Linked DNA regions of Homo sapiens: region 1 is linked to region 2. Evidence: read pairs that join two places in POLR2A ChIA-PET (ENCODE). Cell type or tissue: MCF 10A. All regions are shown on one strand. Links, peaks and the distances in the headings refer to the core of each region. The heading gives the core; the rest is flanking DNA.

What was found. Peaks named below come from ENCODE experiments on the same cell type or tissue, not always from the same donor. Only the 100,000 strongest peaks of a DNase experiment are listed, where the experiment ranks them.
Region 1: POLR2A ChIA-PET joins it to region 2 with 5 read pairs; 2 of 35 experiments call an interaction of 5 or more read pairs at or near these places.

Annotation. Positions count from the first base shown.
Region 1 is chr17:62,737,065-62,745,390 of GRCh38, reverse strand. MARCHF10 (membrane associated ring-CH-type finger 10) reads left to right here. Exons shown (of 11, transcript NM_152598.4): 5 at 863-1,015; 6 at 8,059-8,326. It overlaps MARCHF10-AS1 (MARCHF10 antisense RNA 1), which reads right to left. Exons shown (of 3, transcript NR_147886.1): 3 at 7,469-8,326. Among named protein-coding and RNA genes, the nearest start is that of MARCHF10-AS1, 35 kb to the right of the region's middle. RefSeq lists an enhancer at 4,802-5,457. In MCF 10A, for the core only: no CTCF peak of the experiment used is centred there; no DNase peak of the experiment used is centred there.
Region 2 is chr17:62,666,839-62,675,164 of GRCh38, reverse strand. MRC2 (mannose receptor C-type 2) reads right to left here. Exons shown (of 30, transcript NM_006039.5): 5 at 8,295-8,326; 6 at 7,632-7,775; 7 at 3,328-3,516; 8 at 3,013-3,167; 9 at 995-1,102. Among named protein-coding and RNA genes, the nearest start is that of MARCHF10-AS1, 35 kb to the left of the region's middle. RefSeq lists enhancers at 2,550-2,619, 2,867-3,367, 3,368-3,868, 4,188-4,946, 4,947-5,706 and a silencer at 2,563-2,857. In MCF 10A, for the core only: a CTCF peak has its summit at 2,674 (motif pointing left); DNase peaks (open chromatin) are centred at 2,684, 3,404, 4,614 and 6,574.

The DNA of each region.
Region 1 (8,326 bases), core at 32-8,031, 70 kb before region 2:
GGCTCATGCCTGTAATCCCAGCACTTTGGGAGGCCAAGCTGAGTAGATCACTTGAGGTCAGGACTTTGAGACCAGCATGGCCAACATGGTGAAACCCTGTCTCTACTAAAAATACGAAAATTAGCTGGGCATGGTGGCAGGCACCTATAATCCCAGCTACTGAGGAGGCTGAGGCAGGAGAATCGCTTGCACCTGGGAGGCAGAGACTGCAGTGAGCCAAGATCATGCCACTGCACTCCACTCTAGGCAACAAGAGCAAGACTCCATCTTAAAAAAAAAAAAAGAAAAAAAGACAAAACTTCTTAGCAAAAGGAAAGATCCCTACCTTCGGCCTCTGCATCGCAGGCATCATGGGTGCTTATGAAGGAGGCTTTTTTTTTTTTTTTTGAGATGGAGTCTTGCTGTGTTGCCCAGGCTGGAGTGCAGTGGCACCATCTCGGCTCACTGCAAGCTCCGCCTCCCAGGTTCAAGCAATTCTCCTGCCTCAGCCTCCGGGACTACAGGCATGCGCCACCATGCCCAGCTAATTTTTGTATTTTTGTAGAGATGGGGTTTCACCATGTTGGCCATGCTGGTCTCAAACTCCTGACCTCAGGTGATCCTATGAAGGAGGCATGATTATTTCCATGTAGCAGGTAGGGAAACTGAGGCTTGGAGAGGTGAAGTGATTTTCCCAAGCTCACATGGTTACATGAAACCAGATTTCAAATCCAGCTCTTCTGTGACCTCCTGGGTCCCTTCTCTTGACTGCCCTTCCACCTAACCCCACCCCCAAACATTGCTGGGCCCTTTGAACGTTCTTTATATGGAAGACATTTTCCTGTAAACAAAATAATTATTGAAAAGACTTTGCATCTTTCAGCAGACCAAGCACCAATGGTTTTATTAAGAAAGAGGAAGCCAAACCTGAGGAGATTTACAGTCAGCCCAGAATCGCACAGCCCGAGAGCATCTGGGGACAGAAGCAGACAGAAACAGCAGTGGCCTGCAAAGGTGCCGGTTCCCAGGGGAGCAGGTAAGGACCCGGGGCTCCCGAACCTTTGTCCTTGGAGAGGAGGACTGATTTTTGCTGTTACCCGGTGAATTCTTTATGGTTTTTAGATACTTGTACTTTTAAGTAAATGAGGTGCATGTACCTTAAAATGAAACAGCTTTAAAAGCAAATTGTATGATCCTAGGGCTTTTGGCGTTTTTTTTCCTCCAAGAGAGGCTGGTGGGAAAAGGGGAAGGCGGGGTCGGGGGGGATATCTTTTTCTCTCCCATAACTCCATGAGTGTAACTGGTTTTGAGTGGACACCAGCTGTACAGCTGCTCCAGAGGGCATTTGGATGGTGGATGGCATTTGGGTGGTAGATGGCAGGGGTTGGGGAAGGCAGAGAAGCGGATCTGCAACTCTGGGGCATGTCCCACCTGGCAGTTGTTCTCACTTAGTTCCTGGGATAGGGAGGATGTGTGTCTGTGGGTGACAGGCTGCTCACCTCCCAGCAGAGATCTTCTCCCCTCTGACCCAGGGCACTCAACTCAGAGAGATCATGATGTGTGAGAAATACACAATATTGGAACGAATCTATGCTTTATTCCCAAAGACTGGTTTGGTGTATCACCCCCTTGGAACTCATGGAAAGCATCACCTCACAGTCAACCTGGCCATAGACCCATTCTTTCTCTTAGGAAACCACTGAGCATCCCATTATGTCATGACCAATGAACACAGTTGCCTTTATTTTTTTATTGTATTTATTTATTTTGAGGTAGAGTCTCCCTCTGTTGCCCAGGCTGGAGTGCAGTGGCACCAGCTCGACTCACTGCAACCTCCACCTCCCGGATTCAAGCAATTCACATGCCTCAGCCTCCCAAGTAGCTGGGACCACAGGCGCGCACCACCATGCCCGGCTAATTTTTTGTATCTTGGTAGAGACAGGGTTTCACCATGTTGGCCCGTCTCAAACTCCTGGCCTCAAGTGATCTGCTTGCCTTGGCCTCCCAAAGTGCTGGGATTACAGGCGTGAGCCATGGCACCCGGCCTGCCTTTGTTTTTAAATGTGATATAGATGGTGGTGGACATATATACATATTGAAGAATGTGTTAGTATTTTGATGGCTTGGAATCTGCATATATGAGTCTGCAGCAAGGAGATGTCCACAGGGTCCCAGTGATCAATGCCTTCTGCCGGGAAGGGCATGAGCTTTAAGGCAGCCTTCAGCTCCAATGCCAGCTCTTCCTCCCAGCAATGGCATCTTGGGTGCTAAAGTAGCCACTCTGGGCACCAGTTCCTTTATCTTAAAATAAGGATAATGAAATCTACCTCATTGCATTGTTATAATAACTAAGTAAAATAATACACTGACCAGCACCCAGCACAGAATAAGTCCACACAGTGGGCACTGAACTTTTTATAGTTTCTCTCCTGCCAACAACCCTTAATGAACTGTTGAATATTATTTGAAAGGTGAGGTTCACCAGACAGGGTGGCTCACCCCTGTAATCCCAGCACTATAGGAGGCGGAGGTGGAAGATCACTTGAGTCCAGGAGTTTGAGACCAGCCTGGCCAACATGGTGAAACCCCATATCTCCAAAAAAAATAAATAAATTAGCTCAGGACATCGAGGCTGCAGTGCACTGTGAACATGCCACTGCACTCCAACCTGGGCAATGGAGTGAGACACTTTCTCAAAAAAAAAAAAGAAAAAAGAAAAAAGAAAGGAAGGAAGGAAGGAAGGAGAAAGGTAAGCGTCTCCATGTGTGAAATGTTCCTGGACCCACGGATGGGACTCATACAATTCTGTCTGCACCCAGGAGTCATCGCCCATCATCCTGTGACCTGATGAGAATTCATCCTAATGTCCCATTATACCCGTGGCTCCTTATCTCCCCAAATTATTTCCTCACAAGTCTCCCTTTAGCTTCTTTTCTCACATTCTAAAGTGGTTTGCACAAAATGGAGTAGGAGCCAGGTATTTGAATTGTATCAGTGAAAGAGTTGAAGCAAATATGACAGAGATAATATGCAGAAAGCTCTCACAAATCAATAAGAAAAACACAAATACCTAATAGAAAAATAAGGAAGGAGGCTGGGCATGGTGGCTCATGCCTGTAATCCCAGCACTTTGGGAGGCTGAGGTGGGCGGATCATTTGAGGTCAGGAGTTCAAGACCAGCCTGGCCAACATGGTGAAACCCTGTCTCTACAGAAAATACAAAAATTAGCTGGGCGTGGTGGCACATGCCTGTAATCCTAGCTACTCCGGAGGCTGAGGCAAGAGAATCGCTTGAACCTGGGAGGTGGAGGTTGCAGTGAGCCAAGATCATGCCTACTGCATTCCAGCTTGAGTGACACAGTGAGACTCCATCTCAAAAAAAAAAAAGAAAAAAAGAAAAAAAAACAGTTTCCAGGCTGGGCGCGGTGGCTCATGCCTGTAATCCCAGCACTCTGGGAGGCCGAGGCAGGTGGATCACAAGGTCAGGAGATCGAGACCATCCTGGCTAACATGGTGAAACCCCATCTCTACTAAAAATACAAAAAAAAAATTAGCCAGGCGTGGTGGCGGGCACCTGTAGTCCCAGCTACTCGGGAGGCTGAGGCAGGAGAATGGTGTGAACCCGGGAGGCAGAGCTTGCAGTGAGCCAAGATAACCACTGCAGTCCAGCCTGGGTGACAGAGTGAGACTCTGTCTCACAAAAAAAATAAAAATAAAAATACAGATGGCTAATAAACATTTTTTTAAAGTTCATCTGGAGACAATATAGGTCATATTTTTTAAAAAGTTCAACCTCAGAAGGTAATAAATGTAAATCTACATGACGTAAATTTGGCCTACCCATTTGACTAAGGTTTTAAAAATGATACGTAATACTAGTAGTGAAACTAACAACGAACATTCCTGGGCACTGTTGTGTCTATGCTACTGACATGGATTGCTGGTGACAGTTATGAGAGAGATGCTTTCATAGCCTACCTGTTGGGTCATTTGGTAAAAACTCTCTGGAAAGGAATTTGGTAACGTGTCAAAGCCTCTTAGAAAGTTCATACCTTTTGACCTAGCAATTTCACTCCCATAGATCTAGTCTAAGAAAATATATAGTCAAAAATGTATGAGCAAGGACATTTATCACATTGTAATCGCTGACAGTCAAACCTCAAAACAACCTATATACCCAACAATAGGGGAAGAGTTAACAAATTATAATATATACCTTTATACTATAATTAATATCATGTTCTTAAAGAATAGCTAATGGCATGGCATAATGCTCATAATAAGATACTTAATTTCTTCACTTCAGTTTTGTTTGTTAAGAAATATCTCTTGATAAGAGAGCCCTGGGTTATAAATTCAAATGCCTTCAGGGAGCAGGTGGATATAGCAGGACAGATGCATAACGGGTTATGGAGCCTGTGGTAAGCTACAATATACATGTTCCACCTAAAGGTAATAAATTCATTGTTCAAATACTGAGCCATGGCCAGACACGGTGGGTCATGCCTGTAATCCCAGCACTTTGGGAGGCCAAGGCAGGAGGATTGCTTGAAGCCAGAGGTTCAAGACCAGACTGGGCAACAAAGTGAGACCCCATCTCTAGAAAAAAATTTTAAAATGAGCCAGGTGTGGTGGCATGCACCTGTAGTCCCAGCTACTCAGGAGGCTGAGGCAGGAGGATTGTTTGAGCCTACAACTGTACTCCAGCCTGGGTGACAGAGCAAGACCCTGTTTCTAAAATTAAAAAAAAAAAGTAAGAAAAAAAGAAGCTGAGCCAAAGCACAATTGCAGGATGAAAACAGCCCTGGGGTCTTGAGTATGCAACCCACTCTGAATTCCAGAACAATAGCAATGATCATCCGAGTTTTGGATTATGGGGGATTTTTATTTTATTCTTCATCTTCTTCTATAGTTTCCAAATTTTCTCCAATGATGATAAACCACTTTTATAACCAGAGGGAAAAAAGTTAAAAGTGTGTGGCTGTTGGAATGTAGGAAACTATTGGTCAAGCACACCAAGAAGTCGAAGGCATAGTCTTAAGGCAGACAGATGCTTGTTCTGGTTTCATTCTGTTGCCCTAGAACTCCTGGAGATGGCAGGCACTTCACTCACAGCTGGAGCCCAGGGCCTCAGAGAAGCATTTGCAGCATCTGCAGGGCCTGGTCTATGAATAGCACATCCCTGGCATACCAGTGTGCCTGTCTATTCCCAGCCCTAGAGCTCCTGAAATCTGCTCTCTATTTGATAGACATAAAAAAATAGGGTTAAAATAGCATAAATCGAGAATGGCACAGTCTGCCACCTTTAGGGGAAACACACACACACACGCACACACACACACACACACACACACACACACACTGCAGAGAAGCTCTGATTGAATTTTTAAAGAGGAAGACCATTGTGGTGACGAGACAGGGGTGAAGATGCATGTTTCAGGAATCTGCAGGAGCCGCAACACCGCGCATACCCTGGGACTTCTTCTGTCCCCCAGGCCAGCATCACTCTGTGGCAACTCAGTGGCCTCTATGAGATGAGCTAATGGCTCCCGTTGAGCTTCCAGTTTCTGTTTTTCAAAAGCGGCCCTTGCTGATTCTTTTGCCCATTGGGTGTTTCTCCTCACAGGGATGGGTCATGTGCGTTCAGGGAATGACCGGAAGATTCCGGTTCCAGCGCTGTGAGCTCACCTCCAAGGCCCTCCAACAAATTCAAAACAAAAAGTCATCAGCCGGCCGGGCACGGTGGCTCACACTTGTAATCCCAGCACTTTGGGAGGCCAAGGCAGGCGGATCACTTGAGGTCGGGAGTTGGAGACCAGCCTGACCAACATGGAGAAACCCTGTCTCTACTAAAAATACAAAATTAGCCGGGCTTGGTGGAGCATGCCTGTAATCCCAGCTACTCAGGAGGGTGAGGCAGGAGAATTGCTTGAACCCAGGAGGTGGAGGTTTCTGTGAGCCGAGCCGAGATCGCACCATTGCACTCCAGCAAAAAGAGTGAAACTCTGTCTCAAAAAAAAAAAAAAAGTCATCAGCCAAAGCCTGCACTGCCAACTCCTCTGGATCCCTTTTCTATTTTATTGATTTATGTATTTATGTATTTATTTATTTTTAAGACAGAGTCTCACTCTGTTGCCCAGGCTGGAGTGCAGTGGTACTATCTGGGCTCACTGCAACCTCTGCCTCCTGGGTTCAAGCGATTCTCCTGCCTCAGTCTCCCAAATAGCTGGGATTACAGGTACACACCACAGCACCCGGCTAATTTTTGTATTTTTAGTAGAGATGGGGTTTCACCATGTTGTCTAGGCTGGTCTTGAACTCCTGACCTTAAGTGATCTGCCCACCTCGGCCTTTCAAAGTGCTGGGATTACAGGCGTGAGCCACAGCCCCCAGCCCCCTTTTCTATTTTAAAAAATTTTCAGGAGAATTCAGTTGCTTACGTAGAAGCATTTGTTCCCAAAATGGGGGTCGGCCCAGTCTGGAGTGGCCTCGCCACCAGCTCCAGCGCTGTAGTTCCACAGCCAGATGCTCAAAGCATCCTTGAATTGCTGCTGCATCTCTAACTGGGGTTTATAAAACCCAGGAGGGGCCTGAGAGGAGAGCTTAACTGATTTCTAGAAGAGCTGATGAGTCAAGATTCATACTGCGTTGCTGAGTGTCCCATGCAGTTAACAATAAAAGAAGCTGCCCGAGTGTTAGGACATTAGAGACTCACACTGGTGTCCCCCTGTGAGGAGCCCCAATTAAAGTGAGCCAGAATTGACTTGGCCCTTGGTGGTGCCCGATGCTCTGAGGATTTGCATTTCACCAGCCCGAGCTGTTATCAACACAGACCTTCCAGGGCCCGTGGAGTCCCGTCCACTCTACAGGGTGAACCGCTTTAGAAATGGAATGATAAAAAGAGCAGCATCTCATCAGATCCCACACAATAGCAGAGAGGAGAACAAAGCGGGGGGAGGCCGATGTCAGGAGGGAATAAAGGTAAGTGGCATCAGAGAAGTACTGTCAGTTTCCTTCTCACATCAAGAGGGTAAAAGACCCTCAACAGCACACACACACCACGATGAATTCAATGGATTCTCATTTTCACAAGGAAATCGGAAGGCCAGCCAGTTTCTTAAGGGCTAACACAGGGTGGTGGTTAAGAACACAAACCCTAGTATCGAGCAGGCGTGGGTTCAAATGTTCATTCCATCACTTACTGGAAATAGGATCTTGGGCTAGTTATGTGACTGCCCTAAGCCTTGGTACTCTCAAGTTATAATGTCGTATGATTGTGTTACCTATTTCACAGGGTTGTGAGGCTTAAGTTGTGTGTGTGTGTGTGTGTGTGTGTGTGTGTGTGTGTGTGACAGAGAGAGACAGAGAGAGACAGTTAGCATGCTTCTGGCCAGTTCAGTGATTCTGTGTAGGAATTCATAGTAGGGATTCTAGGGCAGCCAGAAGTTACAGAATTGACCTGGGGCTAGTGACAAAGAGAAGATAACGATTTCATGAGCGATTTATAATTTTTATTTTCACTAAATAGTAAACATGACCAAAATCCCCAGTGTTCCCCGGGCGCCAGCTCCTATAGCCTTCCTCCTGATCTGCCAAGACATGTTATACTTCTCTTAAGTTCTTGTAAAGCTGCGTGGGAGGCAGGGTGTCATAAATGTACATTGAATGAACGTGGATGAGAAAGGGCTGGTGGTTTTTGTAGAAGTCATTCCCAGAGTGGTGGTTTTCCCTTTCAGTACGTATGGAACAAAAGCCAGTATTTAGTGTGAGGTTTGCGCATCATCAGTCCTGACTGGCTGGGGCTGGGCCAGTCTTCCGGGAGCTTCTGCAGAAAGAATCTGTATCCTCAGGGTCCCCCCATTTCCCTAGGACCACAGGGGTACAAAGGAGAATACGGGGCAGTAAAATGAAGCCTGCTGGGCTCTGCTCCTCTTGTACCTCCAGCCATTTTGACCGTGTCTGTTTTCTTCTCTAGGTCTTGTCTGTTGCATTTAAAGGGCAATTTTGCACTTGGTGCTAGAGGCCTTTCATCCATGGGCCCTTTTACTGGAACGATAAATGTGTCTTTTCTCAATGCAGATCAAGTAGTTCAACAAGAAGGCCTGATGTGTAACACTAAGCTGAAGAGGCCAAATCAAGAGAGAAGAAACTTGGTCCCATCGTCACAGCCAATGACTGAGAACGCCCCTGATAGAGCCAAAAAAGGAGACCCGAGTGCTCCTTCCCAGAGTGAGCTGCATCCAGCCCTGTCCCAGGCCTTCCAAGGAAAAAATAGTCCTCAAGTATTGAGTGAGTTCTCGGGGCCACCACTCACACCCACCACTGTAGGAGGGCCAAGAAAGGCATC
Region 2 (8,326 bases), core at 5-8,004:
ACAAATTCCAGGCTGGCCTTGGTGCCAGAGAAGTTGGTAATTCCTCTCTACTCCTCCCTTCACCTCTTCGCAGCCATGACACAGCCCCTGGGCCAGGCACTGTCCTTGCCAGTCCACAGACTCCGCAGCTGGGCTCTGCTCTCCCCTCTGCTTCCTCGCCCATGGGGCCATGCCTGTTAGTGTTTCCTGCTCATTTTCTGGGGGAGGCTTTGGGGTCCAGGTGGGTGTGGTAGGGGCTTAATCCAAAGGAAAACAGAGTGAGGAGCCAGCCTGGCTGCAAGGGGCTGCTGGGGGGGGCCAAGGGCCAAGCAGTGTCTTTTAGAAGCAAGCTCCCCGCACCCATCACAGCATTTGCACCCCTGCTCCACTCCCTGGAGGAGGAGAGGGTCTGTCACCCCCTCACACCCTCAGTCACTCACCCCCCACTCACTTACACAGCTTTCATTCCTTGACACCCCCCCCCTCAACCTCCCTAAACATCCTCTAGAAGCCCACTGGGGCTGGGAACACAAGGAGGGGGAAGGTGCAGCCCCACCCTGAGTGGCCTCACTCCTCCAGGGGAGACAGACCAGCACACGCCCTGTGTCAGACGGCAGAGGAGGGGGAAGTCAGGACTGGCGGTGCACAGGGGCCACACTTCACTTCGGCAGCCACTGCTTGACATGACTAGGCTGGACTCTGAGGGGGCACTCGGGGGTAGACCAGCCCCCACCTCCCTGTTCTCTGCTGTCTCGAGGAAGTGGCTTCCCCCATGGGGAGGGACTCAGGACTGGGCTGGGGGTGGGGAGCTCTGCTTCCTCCCAACAGCGCCCACCCGTCCCATCCCATCCAGTATCACTCCTTCAATAAAGGAGCAGTTTGGAGAGCTCAGGGAAGGGGGTGCCGACGAGAGGGCGATGCCATGCGAGGCAGCAGGAGTTCATCCACCTCTCCCTCCCCTGGTAGCCCCTCTGACAGGTGGCCCCACTCAGGGCAGCTCCAGAAACACCCTCACCTTCCGGCAGCCATGGTCCTCCTCGGCGGCCCCCTGGCTCAGCTGGCCTGCCTTCTTGCAGATGGATGGCAAGGACTGGTTACAGGGACTGTCGTTCCAGCGGCCTTCCTACGGACACAGGGTGAGGAAGAATCTCAACCCCCACCTCCCCATAAATCTCCCAAATCCTTCTTGGAATCTGGTTCCTAGAGCTGGCCCTGTCTCTGACTTACTGTGTGATTCTGACATGTCTGTGTCCCAGCTGTGCAATGGGGAAGGCGGGATGAACCCATAAGCCTCACAGGGTGGATGAGAGCACAAGCAGTTCATGTGCAAACGCCTTGAAACTTAACAAGCATTGTCTAAATGGGAAAGGCATCCTGGCCCGGCGCGGTGGCTCATGCCTGTAATCCCAGCATTTTGGGAGGCCGAGGTGGGCGGATCACTTGAGGTCAAGAGTTCAAGACCAGCCTGGCCAACATGGTGAAACCCCATCTCTACTGAAAATACAAAAAGTTAGCCGGTTGTGGTGGTGCATGCCTGTAATCCCAGCTATTTGGGAGGCTCAGGCAGAAGAATCGCTTGAACCTGGGAGGCAGAGGTTCCAGTGAGCCAAGATCGTGCCATTGCACTCCAGCCTGGGCGACAGGGTGAAACTCCATCTCAAAAAAAAAAAAAAAAAAAGGAAAGGCGTCCTTTTACATTATTGATAACTCGTTTTATAAATATCAAAAACAAACTGGCTAAGATTGTTAGAGTAACTGATGGCAGGATAGACAGCTTGGATTCCCAAGGCGTCTAGCTAGTGCCTGCAGGGCCAGAGTGTGCAGAGGCCAGTGTGCCCAGACCAGAATCTCAGCTGATGAAGCTGAGGAGGAATTTAGTCCTCGGCCCCTGCTTCTGTCTTCGCCCTCCCCAGTATCCACAGGCCCCCAGCCAGCAGTATGTCTGTCTCTAAGCTCCATTCTGAGGGCAGGCGTGTTTGTGTATCCTAGCACCCAGAAAAATGACTGGCACATGGTAGATACTCAATACATAATTGTTTTAAAATTCTTAAATAGCATCCCCTAAGGCAAATGACTGCCACTACAGTCCACAGCACTGTTTGCAGTATGTGACAGCAGAACATCCTGTCTGTCCCTAGGAAGGGTGGTCTGTGTCCCTACGGCTTTCTCCTTTTTATTTTATTTTTTTTTTTTTGAGACAGGGTCTTGCTCTGTCACCCAGGCTGGAGTGCAGTGGTGCAATCTCAGCTCACTGCAGCCTCTGCCTTCCAGGTTCAAGCGATTCTCTTGCCTCAGCCTCTGGAGTAGCTGGGATTACAGGCATCTGCCACCACGCCTGGCTAATTTTTGTATTTTTAGTAGAGATGGGGTTTCACCATGTTGGCCAGGCTGGTCTCGAACTCCTCACCTCAAGTGATCCGCCTGCCTCAGCCTCCCAATGTGCTGGGATTATAGGCATGAGCCACCACACTCAGCTGGCTTTGTCCCTTTTTTAAGGGTCTTTCATCTCTGCTTGAAGCCCTCCATCAATTCCTTCACTTACACCACATCTAAGCCCAAACCATGGCAAATTGTCATAAAACCCAACAATCTCTTGAGATGACAGGACCCTGGACTGGGTAGAGCACTGGGGGCGAGGGCTGGCAGAGTGCAGCCCTGCTTGCAAAGTATCTGCACATAATGTGGGTTCTGATGCCACCTTCTGGCAGGGAAGGGCAGCTGGGAGGAGACCAAGAATGCGCCAGGCACTGTGCCTAAGGTTTCACGAGAATTAACTCCTCTGATCTCCCCAGTGACCCTCTAGTAACTTGCCCAAGGTGACTTGGCTACTTGGAGGTGGAGGTGGAGGTAGGATTCAAGCCCCGGCAGTCTCTCACATGGAAGGGAAGGCATTGGTGGGGAGGAGGGGGACTGCTGAGAGGTAAGAGGTTCCAGGCAGGTTCTGATAGTAACTAGGATGTCCTTCAGCTGGGGTGGCACCTGGAGGTTGGGGGTGTATTTTGTGGCCCTGTGATAGGGAGAGGGAGATCTCACCGGGCCCCAGATGGTGACACAGTCCTCCAGACTGTCCCGGAAGTTGTTGGGCTCAAAGGGGTGCCAGTGGGTGAAGCTCACAAGGCTCCCGTCAGACCACTCAAAATTCATCTGCAGTTTCAAATCGTTGAGGCCGATCCACAGCTCCTCCACCTCTGGGGGTGCAGCAGGAGAGGAGGGGAGAGAAAACATTGAGAGGTCAGCCTCAGCCACCAGTAGGGAGGAAGGAACATTCTCTGAGGCTCCTGGACAGGATGGGTGGGGCAGTGGGAGGCCCTGCCCTCCACCCAGACACGTGGGCGGGCAGCTCCTCACCTTGCTTGATCTGCTTGGTGATGAATTCCAGCTCCGCCATGCTGTGGATGCTGACCAGGTCGCCACCGCCCCGTAGACATGCCTTCTTGGACTCCTGCCAGCTGCGCTTCTCGGCCTGCAGGCGGTAGCAGTGGCCCTGGAAGGGCTGCCAGCTCGGCTCGCACTCCACCTTCACATTGGCCCACCTGTCTGCAGAGACCCATGAGGCTGCTGCTCAGGGACTGAGCCGCCCAGTCTGGGAACCAACCCACTGGGTTGACGTCAACACAGGCGAGGCCTCCCAGTCACCTCCTCTCCAAACTCTCCCAGATCAATCCCGGTCCCCACCACAGGTCTTGGAAATGCTAAAAAAACACAAAACTTTACAGGGCTGCTGGAGCCCCGGGACAGAGACCCAAGTCGTGGTGGCAGATTCCACCCAGGACAGAACACTTCCTCTGGCTGTGGCTCTCAGAATACGATGGGTGGGCCAGGCATGGTGGCTCAGGCCTGTAATCCCAGCACTTTGGAAGGCTAAGGCTGGAGGATTGCTTGAGCCCAGTAGTTCAAGAACAGACTGGGCAACAAAGGGGAGACCCCATCTCTATAAAAAATAAAAAATTAGCCAGGCATGGTGATGTGCGCCTGTGGTCCCGCTACTCAGGAGGCTGAGGTGGGAGGATCACTTGACCCGGGGAGGTCAAGGCTGCAGTGAGCCATGATTGCACCACTAAACTCCAGCCTGGGCGACACAGCAAGACCTTATCTCAATCAATGCATCAATCAATCAGTCAATAAACGATGGGTAGAAAGGACAAACCAGCCCCATGAACCTCAGTTTCTCCCTCTGTAAATGGGGTTTCCTGCTATGAGATTCAAGCTTGGCTTATGGCCCCCTGCCTAGTAAATGGAATCACTGTTATTCTCTCAAATAACATTTATTGAGCACCCACTCTGTGCAGGTCTGGGAAGCCCAGGAGGGAGAAAACTGGGAAACGGGACCTTGAGCCACTAATGGGGCCCAGGCAAGCCCACCAGGAATCTGAGGTCTTGGTGGACGGGCAACCGAGAACATTAGGAGGTGCTCAAAGTCACTACAGATCGGCCCCATCCCCCAGCTGGGACTCCTTCCCCGCTCCTAACTCCTAACCCTGAACCCCAGGGCTGAGAAATCCACCCGTCCCAGGCCCTCCCTTGCCCCGATTTCCATGCCTTTCAGGTTCACCTTCTAGGGGTTGGGATCCGAGGGCAGCTGAGGCAAACAAGCCCTTACTTGGTCTTGGCAAGAGAAAACAGGACTTCACCAAACCACCCACAGTGTCATGCTCGGGCAGGATTCTGCCTAGTCGGGCAGGAAACTGCGCGCCCACTAGAACACGGCCTCAGACTGGGATTCCAGTGGTCCAGCCACACCTGCTCCTGGAGACCCGGCAAAGCTGGGCGGACTGAGAGCCCGGTGGGCTCGCTCTCTGGCTCAGGACCTGTCAATCATCTCTTGTTAGCCAATGAGCTAAGACCTGAGGCTGCCGCCCCAGACAAGCGGATTTTAGTGGCTGCTGAGACCCGAGGGGCCTCAAGGACCGGAAGGGAGCTTGGGAAATGTGGATGCTTTGGGGACACGACGGGGCGCCTGCCTTCGAAATGACAGGACTTAAGTGATGAGACCGGGAAAGCAGAACCTGCCTAGAATATGCCTCGTGCAGAGAGATATGGGCTGGGCAGAGGGGCGGAAATCCGAGGCCTTACATCTGTCTGCAGGTCCGGGAAGACCCAGAGGACAGAGGACTTGGTAAGGGGCCACAGATAGGCTAGGCATGCCCACACCCGGGCCTCCCAGCGGGCCCCTTCCTTCAGAAAGGTGCTTGTGGGAGGACTGGACTAGGGCCCAAGGCTCCCTCCAGCTAGAGGTGGAGGTGCCCTAGATCGGGTTGCTGACGTTTCAAGCTTCTGCTCCTGGCCCCTTACGGAATGGGAGATAAAGCAGTGGTCAGCAGTCCTGAATCAGGCCAGAGCCGTGGCTCACGCCTGTAATTCCAGCACTTTGGGAGGCCGAGGCGGGTGAATCACTTGAAGACAGGAGTTCGAGACCAGCCTGGGCAACATGGTGAAACCCCATCTCTAAAAATACAAAAAAATTAGCCGGGCGTGGTGGCACACTCATGCCTATAATCCCAGCTACTCGGGAGGCTGGAGCATGAGAATCGCTTGAACCTGGAGATGAGAATCGCTTGAACCTGGGAGGCGGAGGTTGCAGTGAGTGGAGATTGTGCCACTGCACTCCAGCCTGGGCGACAGAGCGAGACTCTGTTTCAAAAAATAAATAAATAAAAATAAAAATAAAAAGGCGGGGTGCGGTGGCTCACGCCTGTAATCCCAGCACTTTGGGAGGCCGAGGTGGGCAGATCACCTGAGGTCAGGAGTTCAAGACCAGCCTGGCCAACATGGTGAAACCCCGTCTCTACTAAAAATACAAAAGTTAGCCGGGAAGTAGTGATGCCCGCCTGTAATCCCAGCTACTCAGGAGGCTGAGGCACGAGAATCTCTTGAGCCTAGGAGGCAGAGGTTGTGGTGAGCCAAGATCGCACCACTACACTCCAGCCTGGGTGACAGAGTGAGACCCTGTCTCAAACAAACAAACAAAAAAACCAGTCCTGAGTCGATCATTGGCAAGACTTCCATGGTCAGGAGCAGAAGTTTTGCTCTGTAAACTCTTTACTGTCTGTAGTTAGTGTTGTGTGTGTGTGTGTGTGTGTGTGTGTGTGTGTGTGTGTGTTGCCATATTTTCTTTGTAAAAGTCTCCTCACCACCCCACAGCTTCGCAGGAAACTGCACAGCCCCTCCAACCTACACCACAGTAAACATCCACAGCCAACTACAGAAAAACTCCTTCGTGCCAGGCCAGATCTCCAGCCTTCCTCACAACAACCTTGCAAGGGGGGTGGCTTCATTCTCCATTTGCAATGAGGACTCTGCACCCCAGAGACTAAGCTGCTTGCCCAGGGCCACACAGCAGTAAGGGGCAGAATCCCTAAAGCAGACCCTGTCCATTGCCCCAACTCCTCCACGAGGCCCCTAAAGCTGTCTCTATGATCACAAACGAGAACCAGACACTCCCTGGCTTAAACATCTTCAAAGGCTCCCCACAGCCTACCTGGCCCCACCCAAACTTGGCCCAGCAGCCAAGACCCTGCAGAGACTGGCTGCAACCTGCCTCTTCTTCACCATGCCCTTTAAGCCAGGGCTTCCCAAACTGTGTCTGCACATGAATCATCTGAGGATCTTGTTAAATGCAGGTTCTGATTCAATTACTCTGGGGCGGGCCTGACTGTGCATTTCTAACAAGCCCTCCGGGGATGCTGTGCTGCTGGTTGGATGACCATACTTGAAGTGGTTAGAATCTATACTCCACCCAAACTGCAACAGGCACCATCCATTTTTTTCTTTTTCTTTCTTTTTTCTTTTTTTTTTTAAATTTATTTATTTATTTATTTATTTATTTTTTGAGGCAGGGTCTCGTCTCGCTCTGTTGCCCAGGTTGGAGTGCAGTGGTGCAAGCGAGGCTCACTGCAGCCTCAACCTTGCAGGCTCAAGCAATCCTCCCACCTCGACCTCCCTAGTAGACAGGCGTGCATCACCACACTCAGCTAATTTTTTAAAAATATTTTGCAGAGACAGGGTCTCGCTATGTTGCCCAGGCTGGTCTTGAACTACTGAGCTCAAGCAATCCTCCTGCCTTGGCCTCCCAAAGTGCTGGGATTATAGGTGTGAGCCACGGTGCCCGGCCATCACTCACCACCCCTTAAAGCTGCAGTGTAGTTCTAGGCCTCCACACCTTTGCATATGCTCTTCCCTCTGCCAGGAATGCCCTTCCCCCACACCTCTTTATATCTTTTAAACTTAGACTCAATTTGAAAGGCCCAAATCAAATGTTATTTCCATAAACCCCTCCTTAACTCTCAGAAGCTGAATCAGTTTCTTCTCTATGCTCCTCTAACACTGATCCATATTTCTATAATCACTCATGACCTGGGATAGTCTAACTGCATTGAGATGTCTGTCACCTCCAGCAGACTGTGGTCTCTACGAGGTAACAGTGGGTATTGCCAGCATTTAACACAGATCTCAGCACATGTTCCCCAAATGAATTAATGACATATTCCAATTTGCTCAGACTTTAACTGAACAATGAAATAAGAGTCAGAGGATCCAGAGTCCCCTTGTGCTGTGGTGGTAACCGGAGGAGAGGCTGGGCCTGCCACGGCTCTGTGGCTGTGTCCCTGGCCCTGGGAGCCCCTCCCCACCCTGCGGCACAGTCCCTGGCTCACCTGGAGGGGTGGGCTCGGCCGTGGCGTTGGGCTTCTTCTTGCACACATAGGGCAGCGCGATGCTGCAGTCACGGTTCTGCCAGCCGCCCGAGGACTCAGTGCGGATCACTCCACAGTTCTCCTCACTGGGGTTGTCCGGCTGGTCTGTGGGGAGGGCAGGGCGCCAGCACCCCCGGAGAGAGAAGCTCACACCGTGGCTCCCGGGGCCCTGCTCAGAACCTCCTACCTCCCTCTGCTCCCTCGGAAGCCTGAGCCAGTTCGGGAAGCCTGGTGCTCAGCTCCAGCTCCGCCCCAGACCACGGGGTCCTCCGCGCTTTCTAACCTGGGTGCACGTCGCCTTGAACCTTCTACCCAGTAACCAGTACCAGCCCCGCCCCGGCCTCCCCGTCCAGGCTGCTGGGTGCGCTGGTGCCCGCTGCCCACAGGGGTGGCTGAAGAGGTGAGTGGAGGCTGGCACCCAGTCCATATGCACCAAGACCTTCGGCCTGGGGCAGCGCCGCCCTACATGGGCTAGGGGGGCGCAGTCTGGGGAGGGGGGTGGAGGTCGGTGCTTCCCCTACCCACACTGCCCCTCTGCAGGAGGACATGAGGAGAGGAGTCCATGGGAGGCCAAGAGCCCGCGGGGCCCCTATGCTGCCCTGCGCCCCCAACCTTGTGCCTCACCACTCTCCCAGTTGAGGTACTTGAGGGGCGAG